Regions from separate parts of the Mus musculus genome. Here all the other regions are linked to region 2. The links are chromatin loops, found by intact Hi-C in ENCODE. Cell type or tissue: heart. All regions are shown on one strand.

Region 1 (4,000 bases), 87 kb before region 2:
ACACAGTAAGACTGTGTCTCTAAAAATAAATCTTACTTCCCATTAAAGGATAACTCTACTACTTAGTGCTACATCCATTCCAGTAGTGACAAGCACAACAGGTCCCCGAAAACCTGGGCACTGTCCCGAGGCAAAAAAGTTCACGGAAACTTAGTCTCCTGGAATTGTGGCATCCTGTATAACGAATACTCCAATGTCCTTGCTTTAGTTGGTAAACGGATCTGTGTGCTTTCCCTTAATATTGCTTTATTATAAGTGCCTCTATTTGACATATAGCTAAGTTAGATTCTAGGCAGTCCTTGATCCGACCTTGGGCATGGATAGCTAAGTCACTGCCCTACACAGAAATTTACCATTATCTAGGAAGAAGGAAGTTTGTGACCTAAAGAGGAACCAGAGTAGATACTTAGAACTATAGATAGCTGAGTTATACCCATACACAGTATTTACAATGGCCTAGGGGGAAGGTGGACTATACAATAGACTAGAGTAGGAGCTATGGCAAGGGCCCTTGCCCCTGGCTTCTAAGATTAAGTGGACCTTAGGTAGAGCTGTTTTTGATCCCAGTTGTTAACATTGAATTTTATCCCAGTTGGTTCCTGCCAGTCCTTCCATGTTTGAATTCCTGTTTTGTGTAAGAATCCAGTAACCTCATTGTACCTTGCCAGCGTGTCACCTAACTTCCCTATTTTCATCTGTATTAAAAAGTATGATGCTCGGGCTGGTGAGATGGCTCAGTGGGTAAGAGCACCCGACTGCTCTTCCGAAGGTCCAGAGTTCAAATCCCAGCAACCACATGGTGGCTCACAACCATCCGTAACAAGATCTGACTCCCTCTTCTGGTGTGTCTGAAGACAGCTACAGTGTACTTACATATAATAATAAATAAATCTTAAAAAAAAAAAGTATGATGCTCATTTTGACAAATTACATTCAGATCCACACTCCCTTGTGTCGAGTCTGTTTGTCACTCCACTTTCCCTGACTTCTTTGCCCACCTGTAACCGGAACCCTTTTGCCCGTGGATCGAGAACCCAAGTGAGGTTTGTCTGGGACAATTTAGCAAAAGTACTGGCCACTGCTGAACACATGTATGATGGAGGCAATGGTGCAACCATACTCACATTCTTTCTGAGCCCTCAGTGAGCAGCACAGATTGCAGCTTCTAAAAATTACAGGATCACCCTTATTTCAAAATCAGTGAACACAAGAATAACATTTTAAATTCTGTAAGTCCTATTTTATTAGGACTTATATATTAAATATATTATATATTATATAATACATTATTACTAGTATTGCTGTTTTGTCTCACTAGGTACCCAGGACTGTCCTGGAGCTTGCCATGTAGACCAGGCTGGCCTTGAACTCATGGGACTCTCCCTTCTTCTGGTTCTCAAGAGATGGAACTAAAGAAAGGTGGTTTTTTTCCTCTGTACAGTCCATTTTGTTACCCAACAGGCAACCCATCCACCCTTTAGAGGGGTCACCCTAAAGCACAGGCAGTCCTTCCTTTCAATTCCCTCAAACCTAGTCAGATGCATAGTCAGCATCCTAGTTACCCCAGACAGCTCAGCTCTCATAGAGCCAGGTTCACCCCTGTAGCCCTTTCCTGTCCCTGGCACTGTGTGCTCAGAAAGTACTTGATCAGTCCTCAGATTGCTCTGTGACGACGCAGACTTTATAAGCAAAGGAGACCTGTGTGCTCGTGTCAAGACATCAAGAGCTGGAAAGGGGGTGAGAAGCCCAAGGTCATCCTCAGCTGCACACTGTGTTCCAGGCCTGGGACACAGAAAAGCTGTCTCAGAAATAAAGCACCAAAAACCCCAGCTGAGAAAACTCAGCCCTAACAGGATCTGCTTAACATCAGGCAAAAAAGCAGAGCCTGGCAAAGGACAGACGCAGACACAGCAGAGGAAAGCCAGCACAATCAGCTGAGGACCCCTAGCGAGCATCTGTAATCCACACATCAACTGCATCAACTGTAGGGCAGCCCTACAGTTTCCAAGAATGCTCTGTTGAGTGTGTGCTGCTACTGAGATGAAAGTGAATAAATAATAAATAAATGAAAAACAAACAAACAAACTTGCAGGTAGATCGCCCACCTCATTCTGCCAAGGGGAGATTACAGGTGTGTACCACCATGTCAAGTAATCCATTACAGCTATCTTACTATTAAACTTTTTTTTTTAATTCTTTTTTTTTTTTTTTTGTTTTTTGTTTTTTTAAGATAGTGCTTCTCCATGTAGCCCTAAATATCCTGGAACTCTCTCTGTACACCAGGCTGGCCTTGAACTCAGAGATCTGCCTGTCTCTGCCTCCCAAAGCATATGCCGCCACCACCACCCAGTAGATAAAAATACTTTTAAGGGTCTTTGTAAGAGGTGTAGTTTAATGGAATTGCACTTGCCTGGCATGGGTAAGGCCAAGGGCCTGACTCAATTATTAGCAATAGAAAGAATGGAGGCAGGGTATCGGAGCAAGCTGGGAAAATACGTAAAGCACACCATGTTGACAAGCAGTATTTAAACATTATCACTTATGAATATCAATATGTCACAAAGGGAAACTATGGGTAATACAGAAAAGTCTTACTTTTTTAGATTTATTTATGTGTGAGTATTTTGAACACATTTATGTCTGTGCACAGTGTGTGCCTGGTGCTCATGAAGGTCAGAAGAGGGCATTGGATTCCTTCAACTGAGGCTACAGACGATTGTGAGCCACCAAGTAGGTGGTGAGAATTAAACCTGGGTTCTCTACAGCAACAAAAAGATCTCTTAGCGGCTGAGCCAGCTCTCCAGCCCCAGAACATTTTATAAAATGCTTTATCATGAATTGGAACAAAGTGTTTGTCAGCAGTACCACACACTGAGAAGCTAGCAATCAATACAAGACCAGAAGGACTAAGAGCTCAACCTCTTTGTTTTACAATAGAGAAAAATGCTCAGAGTAACTCTTCTTTTCAAATTTTATAAGCATTTTTGAGGTTTTTCTTTTCAATTAAAAAAAATAGTTTTCATACAGTATAGTCTGATCACTTCCTATCCCTCACTCTTCCCAGATCCTTCCCACCAACCCAAGTCCATGCCCTTTCTTGAAAGTAATTCTTCAAGGGCTTGACTCTTGAGTCTTTGCTGAACAATGTGCCTAGACTCCAGTGTGGATTCCAGCACTTCTAACACTAACTGTAAAAAGACTCTAAAAGTCTGCGCGCTGGTCCCTGGTGCACTCTGGCATCCGCACCTACTCCCTCCCACTTTCTTCCTGGAGACCTAATACTAGTTATGGACAGTCCTGCTTTGTTTCTTGACACAGGGTCTCTAGGCCGTCCTAGCTGTCCTGGAACTCATCATGTAGACCAGGCTGGCCTCCAACTCACAGAGCACCACTTTCCCCTGCCTCCCGAGTTCTTGGACGAAAGGCATCGAGTCACCATACCTGGTCTTGATAGTCCCTTAAAAATACACTTTGATATATGTTTTATGTTAAAACTCCAACACAGAACATGTGTGAGCTTAGTGGATATGTAAGCTACACTAGTTGCCAACTTAACACACCTGGGATACAGGAACCTCACCTGAAGAACTGTCTCCATCATAGTGATTTAATAGGCATCTGTGGAGCATTTTCTTGATTTATGATTGATGTGGGAAGCACAGCCCACGGTAGCAGGTACTGTCCCTAGGTGTGTAGGCCTTTGCTGTATAAGAAAGGGAACTGAATTGTGAGTTTGGGAACAAGCTAGAACACAGCTCTACTCTGTGTTTTCTGCTTGAGTTCCTGCCCTTAATTCCCTCAACAATGGACTATAACCTGTAAGATGAGATTGATCCTTTCCTCCCCACAGGTGTTTTTTGATCACAGCAACAGAAAGCAACCTAGGATGTTGGCACTATTAGTCTACGTATATACTAATAAGACTGTTCTTTCTTTTTTTAAAAAAAGATTCATTATTATACATAAGTACACTGTAGCTGTCTTCAGACACCCCAGAAGA
Region 2 (4,000 bases):
CAACCTGATCTTCTGATTGTTGCCCTGACGGAGAAGGAACACCGTTCAGTTGGGGGAGGGGGATGGATGGAAACTGATGGATGGGGAGGGCAGAAAGCACTTCCTACAGAATGTTTACAAACCTTAAAAGCAGAAAATCTAACACAGGACAGTCGGACAGGACGGGGAAGGAGGAACGTAAGAAACGGATCCAGAAAGTTCAGGAGCAGAGTCCCTGAAGGGGAGACTGCGCCACAGGCTCCATGCCTGATATTCATGACCATACGCCCCTCCACCACGCTTTCAAGAAATGGCAATCATGGCCAGTGCTCTGGATCCCTGGCCTAAATATAAGTGTATGATATAGCCCAGAAAACTTTCATCAAACATCGTAAGATAACTTAGTTTTGGAACACAAGGTTCATTTATTGGGAAAAGGAGCCTGTGAGAACTTACTCCCCAGCAAGGTCACGATCCCTCCCGTTCTTATCTCATGGAAGGTCTGGGATGCTTTAGTTTATAAGCTCCGTCAGCACATGACGTGACAGTAAGAGTTTATGACCTTATTTTAGCTGTGAGAAGTTAACTGAAACTCACTGACCTTTATTGCCAATGAAGATATAGCCGTCAAAACGGTCTCTGAACAGCAGGATGTCATCAGGGTTCCTAAAATTAATGTATGCTCTGGAGTAGACATGAGGATAAAGGCTGAAACCGAGGCAACAGTGGTTAGTAAAACGGACGGCCCTTGATTCTGCCTTATCTCCTATGAATAAGCAAATACTTTTTCATGCCCGAGAATCACGTCTCAGTAAATTTTAACAATTTGGATATTCCTTAGCAAAAAAACAAAACAAAACAAAACACCCCGAAGATAAAGCAACCATTAACTGAAGCCTTAATTATCCAGGACCGCCTCTTCTGTACAGAGCCAAGGGTAAAATACTAGACTCCAGAAGTCACCATGCCATGGGTACTTTTAGAGCCATTTCTGGTACATCTGAACAAGAACGAGACTTGTCTAGGCTCCTTCATGGATGACATGCTGTATTTTGAATGGGTGTCAGACCACGTACCAAGGAAAAACTAAATCATTCTCCCCGTCTCACACACAACTCTTTTCACAGGTAGGAACGATTCCATTCCATTTCACAAAGAATACAGAAGTTTAGAGAAATCTGTTGTTCGTACAGAGGGTGCAAGTTACAAGCTGGGACCGGAATTGCACACCGAGTAATTGCACACTGTTCTTTTAGCCATTTTTCTAAACTTCAGCCACCTGAAAACCACCTGTGGTTTTTCAAAGGATACCCATTTAATTATTCATATTTTTATTAGAATAGACTTTAAAAAAAATAACAAAACAAAATTGGTATCCCAAAGGAAAGCGTATATGACACAAATGAGAAAGAATACCATAAAAGGATATAAAAATAAGTATCGTGGAAAACCCACGAATTCCTGTGGCACTGACATCTGCTGCTTAGGTCAGCCCTGCGTTGCTCGCATCCCCACAGGCAGGGAACCTTCTGGCTGGGTGGTGGTGCAAGCAATGAGAGATTCCACTTCTCAGGGCTCAGTTACTGGTCCCTCACTAGGGAAAACACTCCAGACTCAACGTGTGTAAGGGATGCAGTCCGGTTTTGCTCATCATACAGTTTATTAAAAGCTACGCCGAGGAAGGCATGGTAACGGGCTGACGAGGTGACTTGCCCGCTCCTAACGTGGGCGTGCACTGACAGCTGGGAGGGGACTGCAACTGCGAGCGCCCGCGGGGTCCTCCATCCTTCACCAGTGGGTGTCCCGCAGCAGCCCTCACCTGAGGTCCGCAGCCACCACCTCGAAGTAATCGTGCGCCGGCAGGGGGCGCAGTTGCTCTTCCAGCTGCTCTTTGGTGAGGCCCGGGGGCAGACGCCGGAGGACCACCTGGGATGACCATTGCGTTCACTCAGGTGCTGCCGCCCGCCACGCCCACTCAGCCTGAGGTTCCCCGGAGCTCGGGGGACCGCGGCTCCCCAGCTCCACCCCGACTCGCTAATCCTAGTCCAGACTGCTCGCAACAGCCCGCATCACTTCGGAGACTAGGCTCCGCCCCTGAGATGAACAACCCGCCCCGCCCTCCCCAAGCCCCGCCCACCGGGGGGCTTAGAAGCCGTCCTCTCGCGAGACTTGCGGGCCCCGCCCCCACCTTGCTCAGGGCTGTCCTCTTCTCCTCGCGAGGCTTGCCGGCCCCGCTCTCACTTAGGGTCGGGGCCGGAGGCGCCGCCGACTCCTTCCGCGGTGACTCGCGGCGGCAGTGGGTCTCTGAGCTCGATAGTTTCTCCCTCCAGCTCGGGCCCCGCGCAGCCAGGGCTGCGCCTAAGCCTCCGGCCCCCTCTTCCGAGCGCATCCCCACCGGCCGGCCGGCCGCCGCCACCTCCGCGAGAACGAAGCCTCGCGAGGACTAGGCAGCCCCTCCCTTGGAATTCGGTGTTCAGTGTCCCCTCCCCGGCCCTGACAGGGAAGGGGCGGTGCCAATGCTGGCCCGCGCCTGTAGGGGGCAGCGCGGCAGTTTTTAAAAGACAGCGGACGTCCTAGAACGGCGGCGACGGTGAAGGAGATCGGTGCTGCCAGCCACGCGGAGAGCAGATGCTCACTCCGGACGTCCCGTGCGCTGCTGACCTGCGGTGGGGACTGGGAGCCCCCGGTCCACCCGGAGTCACTGGGACAGTACCGAAAGTAAACCCGTCGCTCTCCTCGCCCCACTCTGCCCTCCGCCTCCCTCCTACACGTTTTCTCTGTTGAGACAGGGCTTTGTGTAGCCTTGATTGTCCTGGAACTCACTCTGTAGACCTGGCTCTCCTGGAGCTCAGAGATCCTCTGCCTCCTGGGATTAAAGGCGTCTGGCTTTTTATTTTTATTTTATTTGTAGCAGATATACGAACAATACAGTTTTCCCATGTGCTCAATGATGTATAGCACCATTCTCCCTACGTTAATGGTAAAGGAGAATGAGAGATTTTCAGAAATCGATCGTGGCACTCCTGAAATGTGACGTTTTAAATAAGCCAAAGACTCAAAACCGTTTAGGTCTGCGTCAAACAGGCCTCAAACATCGAGAGTTCTATAAAAGCCTGGGCAAGAGCGGTTTTCCAGTATTTCGTGTTGCAAAGAAAGCTAGGACTGAGCCCATCACTTGAACCAGCTCAGTTTGGAATAACCAGTTACACTGACCAGAAGTTCTGATAGCCTCTTAACCTTTATTAGGAAGAAAACACACGTGTGAGAGGCTGATAAAAATGTGGACGACGAGTTGTCAGGAAAAACCAACCCATACCCAGTTGTTAAGATAGTACAAGGTCGATGGATAGTAACTTCACAATGGAAGAAAGTTGGAACATTACAAGCTTGGAGCCAAAATTATCTCGGGCTGGCTTTTGCCCCCTTAAAGATAAAGCCATTGACTGTCCTCCTGTGTGCCTGACCCAACACCCTTTCACCTGTCTGGCAAACTGCTGGTTAGTTTATGTCAGCTTGACTCAAAATAGTCACTTGGTTGTGAAGAGGAAAGAGTTGAGGCATTATTTTCATCAGATTGGCCTGTGGAACAGTTTCTTGACTAATGGACGTGAAAGGGTCCCACAGCAGTTGGACCTTGCTTGTAATAAAGCCAATAAGCATTCTCTGTGGCCCTGCTAGTTCTTGCCTCCAAACTCCTACTTGAATTTCTTCTCTGATTTCCCTCACTGAGGGATGTGACCAGAGAGCTAGAAGAGGAACTAAATCTCTTCCTCCCACAAGTTGCTTTTGGTCAGTGTTCAGAGTGTAATGAGTTGTGGAAACATGAAAGATACCATTGAAAGAAGAGAGACATTATGAAGTATCAGAGGGATACCAGGGATGTTCTTGTGATATTTGGATTAAGAATCTACCTTTATTGGGACAAATAATGATGGTTAGCTGGGGATGAAGAATCAGTTGTGATTAATAAGACCAGCATCATCAAAGTGCAATTTTCTGGATATACTTCCTAAAGGTCAGC
Region 3 (4,000 bases), 100 kb before region 2:
TCCCCATGACCTGCCCGTATTGCATCCACCTACTGCGAGCTTCTTGACTGTAGACATCCTGTTTCCCAGAAGCCGCACCTATGCCTGGTGTATCCTAATTGGATGAATGAATAGAACGCTTACCAGAGCCTCAGTGATGGTACTTGAAGCTGCTATTCAAGTACCAATAGATTTGCAAAGAAAATCACTTTTGCAAAATAGGAGAGTGATGTTGTTAGGGCGGATCTGGAAAGGATGTTCTTGGGTGAGAGGGTAGGCCCAGCAAAGGTCTGGATATGAGAAAGGGCAAGGCAAATGGCCTTGGAGCTTGGGTCGGAGAGCAGGCTTCTTACAGAAAGGAACGTGAGAGTCAATATGAATGGCATTGCTGGTCTGTGATGGCAGTGGAGGGCTCGCGAAGCTTTTAAGTGGAAGGGTGAGCAGGAGTAGGGAGATAGGCGTGAGGTTCAAGTAAGAGGTCCAGCACCATAGGGGGCAGCAGTGGTCTGTGGTTATCACGGACTACAGGAGATAGAGTCATTAAAGCTCAGGGGTGACTAGATAATGAACGGTAATTAGGGTGAGTGCTAAGTACAGTTTATTTACATGCAGGATGAAGGCTGGAAAGACAGCCATGGTGGTCTTACAGAGTTTGGCTTGGCTCTTAGCACCCACAACAGATGTCTCAGCCCTCTGCAACTCCCTCTCCAGGGGATCCTCCTGGTATATTCACACACACACAAATATACACAAATAAAATAAATATTGCAATTTAAGTCAAAGAAGTGTTACTTCTTGCAGTCTAACAGGTGGTTTTGTTATTATTGTTGGCTTTATTGTAATATTTTTGAGACAGGGTCTCATGTAGCCCAGGAGCTGGGCTCACTCTGTGGCCAGGACTTCTGATCCTCCTGCACCTATCTCCTAAATGCTCAGATTACAGAGTGGCCCACCATGCCTGGTTTTATGTAGTGTTGGAAAAATCAGTGTGTAGCTTTGTGTACACTAGGCAGACACTTGACCAACTGAGCTACGTCTCCAACATATGTTAGATGTTTTATAAATATCCTCCATCATACGACCCCTGCCAGATCAGAACAGCCATTCCAGTATCTAAAGGTCACAGCCTACGTGCATGGTGGGGCAACAACTGACATCAGCCTGATCATCCAAGCCCTGGACATTACTGTTTCCACTGCAGAGAGACCTTGGGGGGAGTAAAGTTTGGGGAACTTTGAGGCAACAGGCCGCAAAATTACCTGGTTGGCATTGGGGGGGGGGCGGGGTTAGGTATTCTTTCCAGTGTGTAGAACTCAGGCTGCTTCTCCCGTGGACCGCTGTGGAATGGCTGTGTTGGAAGGAGTTGTTAGACATAAAGACCTGAGAAGGGCAAAGGTGTGCAGAGAAGTTGCAGGTTCAGGAGACAACTATCAATCCTGGCCAGGAAAAAAGAGAAGTTAGAGCAGTTAAAGTGTTTTTGGACTTAGAGGAAAGAGTTTACACACAGACTTGAGGTTACAAGCCGAGACCAGGGAGCTGTCCCATCTGGCTCTAGGGTCTCTGAGCTTGGAGAAGTCCTGCTGCCCAGACTTCTGAAGAGGGCCTGGGGCTGAGAGCAAAACTGACAGCTGTGACAGCTGTCCATTGGGCACCGCAAAAGGGCACTCCCAGCGGTCAGAACGGAGAAGTGTTCCTGGGTGATGCCTGTAGCCTACAGGCCCTGTTCTGAGGCCTTGCCAGGTCCTCAGAAGGGTGTGCAAACTCTACATCGTGCAGGGCATTATGGGTGGGCGGGTTTGGAGCTTCAAAGCAGTGACATGTCCTACTACCCAAGTTCCTGGTAATTATTTCTTCTTCCACAGGCTGGCTTTGCCACAGCTGACCTCTCTGGTCGGGAGACGGAGACTGAGCTGGCCGTGGATCGACTAGGCAAGTAGACGGCAGAGACTGGGGCTGGGGTGGCCATTGGAAGAGATGGAGACAGCACAGTCCCGCTGTCTTGTCTATCTTCTCTTGCTAGCTGACCCACTTAGCCACTGAGTTACCTTCTTTGCCCACTGTCTCAGCGGGACTCTTGGTTTAGAAGCTTCGAGGAGGTACTGGATGACCGTGGACCCAAACCACCCCATTTCACTGGGAGGAAAAGCATCTAGTGTGTGTAGCTAGGAAGACTGTTTCAGTTTCAGACCCAGGTTGTAGTCCTTGGGCTTGCCTTTTTCATCTCTAGATGGCTTTATCTTTAAAGTAGGGTACTTCGTCGTGTTGAATGAGAAGATCTGTAATGACACTGCCACTGTGTAGCTCTGTGATGTACTGAGTTACACTGGGTAGCACTGGTCTATACAGCCTGGGTACAGACAGCATGGGTATGATCAGAGTAGGTGCTAAGTGTTTCAGGCACAGATCTGAGTGTTTCCTTTTTTCCCCCTAAATAAACTCACAACAATCTGAGGACTATTTCACCAATGAGAAACTTAAGGTACATAGTAAAGTCTTAAAATACAGCAAAAGATATAGACTTGGCTTTACCTGTTAACTATATTAACTATATGACCTGGCTCATTCCGCTCTGTGATAGTGTGTACAACTGTCACTGCTACCTCTAGGATGTTGTCACGACCCCAAAAGGAAGCCCTGTCTCTGGAGCACTCTCCACTCTTTAGTTCTCAAGCCCCTAACTACTGATAGCTCCCCACCCCTAATGAATTACCTGGTATGGACATGCAAGTGTGAATTCACAGTAAAGGAAATTTTGGTCTCTTACGTCCTGCTTCTTCCAGCTCAGCACATTTCCAGGGTCCATTCCTGTAGCAGCCTGCGTCAGCACCCCTCACCCACAAGACTGAGCACGCCCACCACCAGGTTTCCTGCACTTTGTGGATCATTTATCCCCTGGTGGCATTTGGTGGCTGAATGGTGCTGCAGTGAACATCTTTTCTTGTCTGAAGTGTGCACTGTTTGAAGCGGAGTTGCCAGAGCATGTGGTAATTCAGGGTTAGTTACCTTCAGTGTCAGACAGCTCAGAACAGATCTGACCTGAGGCAGTCTGTCTCCAGATTCCGTGCTCTCCACTGAATTGTGTTATAGCTGTGATGACAGTCTTAACACCATGGCTGTTCTCAGGCCACTTGCTTCCTTTCCTCAGACCTGGTATCACCATAGCAACCCATGTTTTGGAGGTCTACTGTCCTTCTGTAGGCTTTGTTACGTTACTGTGTGGCTTCCCTGAATTCAGGAGGAAGAACACGGGGACTGGACAGGCTCCGTTCTGTTTTCCTTTGTGCACTTGCATCTAACAAGCTTCAAAAGGAAAAGTGGGGCATGGGCTTGAATAGCGGAAGTACACTCTGCCAGAGGCCATTGGGTTCACTGTAAACGACCTGAAGATGTCCCCTTTATAAGCCGATACCCTCTGTACTGACTGAGTGGCCTTGTTTATGACAAAACATCTTGGAAAAAATGATCAACTTCATTTCTAAAATATAAACTAAATACTCCAGTCAGTAAGTGCTCACGTAATGAAAGAACTATCTGTAGATTTTTTATTGCTTCCTTAGAAAACGGCTATTAGAAAGTTTCTTTTTTTTTTTTTTTTTCCCCCCGAGACAGGGTTTCTCTGTGTAGCCCTGGCTGTCCTGGAACTCACTTTGTAGACCAGGCTAGCCTAGAACTCAGAAATCCGCAAAGTGCGTCTGCCTCCCGAGTGCTGGGATTAAAGGCGTGTGCCACCACGCCCGGCAGAAAGTTTCTAACCATATGAGCAGACCTCCAGTTTATCATTTTTAAAAACTGTCTGTCTGTTCATAGCCAGTGGAGCTCAGAGCATCCCTGCTGACATTCCTGCCCATGCCGAGGGCCCAAGTTCTGAGGAGGAAGGCTTTGCAGTGGAGAAGGAAGCTGATGGGGAGTTGTATGCCTGGGAGCTGTCAGAGGGTCCATCCTGCCCACCCATGGAACAGGCTGCAGATCTTTTTAATGAGGACTGGGACTTGGAGCTGAAAGCAGACCAAGGAAATCCTTA

The links. Hi-C counts contacts between places; a loop is a spot of excess contacts. Peaks named below come from ENCODE experiments on the same cell type or tissue, not always from the same donor. Only the 100,000 strongest peaks of a DNase experiment are listed, where the experiment ranks them.
Region 1: it touches region 2 in a loop (2.6-fold over the local background); 16 of 42 quality-filtered maps call a loop at or near these places.
Region 3: it touches region 2 in a loop (2.5-fold over the local background); 17 of 42 quality-filtered maps call a loop at or near these places.

The regions. Positions count from the first base shown.
Region 1 is chr8:13,870,897-13,874,896 of GRCm38, reverse strand. All of the region lies in intron 1 of Champ1 (chromosome alignment maintaining phosphoprotein 1), which reads right to left. Among named protein-coding and RNA genes, the nearest start is that of Champ1, 3.3 kb to the right of the region's middle. In heart, a CTCF peak has its summit at 1,944; no DNase peak of the experiment used is centred here.
Region 2 is chr8:13,784,052-13,788,051 of GRCm38, reverse strand. Upf3a (UPF3 regulator of nonsense transcripts homolog A (yeast)) reads right to left here and starts at 2,437. Exons shown (of 9, transcript NM_025924.2): 1 at 2,168-2,437; 2 at 1,799-1,905; 3 at 581-687. The coding sequence starts at 2,368. Gm46032 (a long non-coding RNA gene) reads left to right here and starts at 2,996. Exons shown (of 2, transcript XR_001778519.2): 1 at 2,996-4,000. In heart, CTCF peaks have their summits at 1,830 (motif pointing right) and 2,511 (motif pointing right); DNase peaks (open chromatin) are centred at 2,151 and 2,451; H3K4me3 peaks cover 1,941 bases; H3K27ac peaks cover 1,712 bases.
Region 3 is chr8:13,885,668-13,889,667 of GRCm38, reverse strand. It overlaps Coprs (coordinator of PRMT5, differentiation stimulator), which reads left to right. Exons shown (of 4, transcript NM_025556.3): 2 at 1,842-1,908; 3 at 3,787-4,000. Among named protein-coding and RNA genes, the nearest start is that of Coprs, 2.6 kb to the left of the region's middle. In heart, CTCF peaks have their summits at 471 and 1,657; no DNase peak of the experiment used is centred here; H3K4me3 peaks cover 506 bases; H3K27ac peaks cover 188 bases.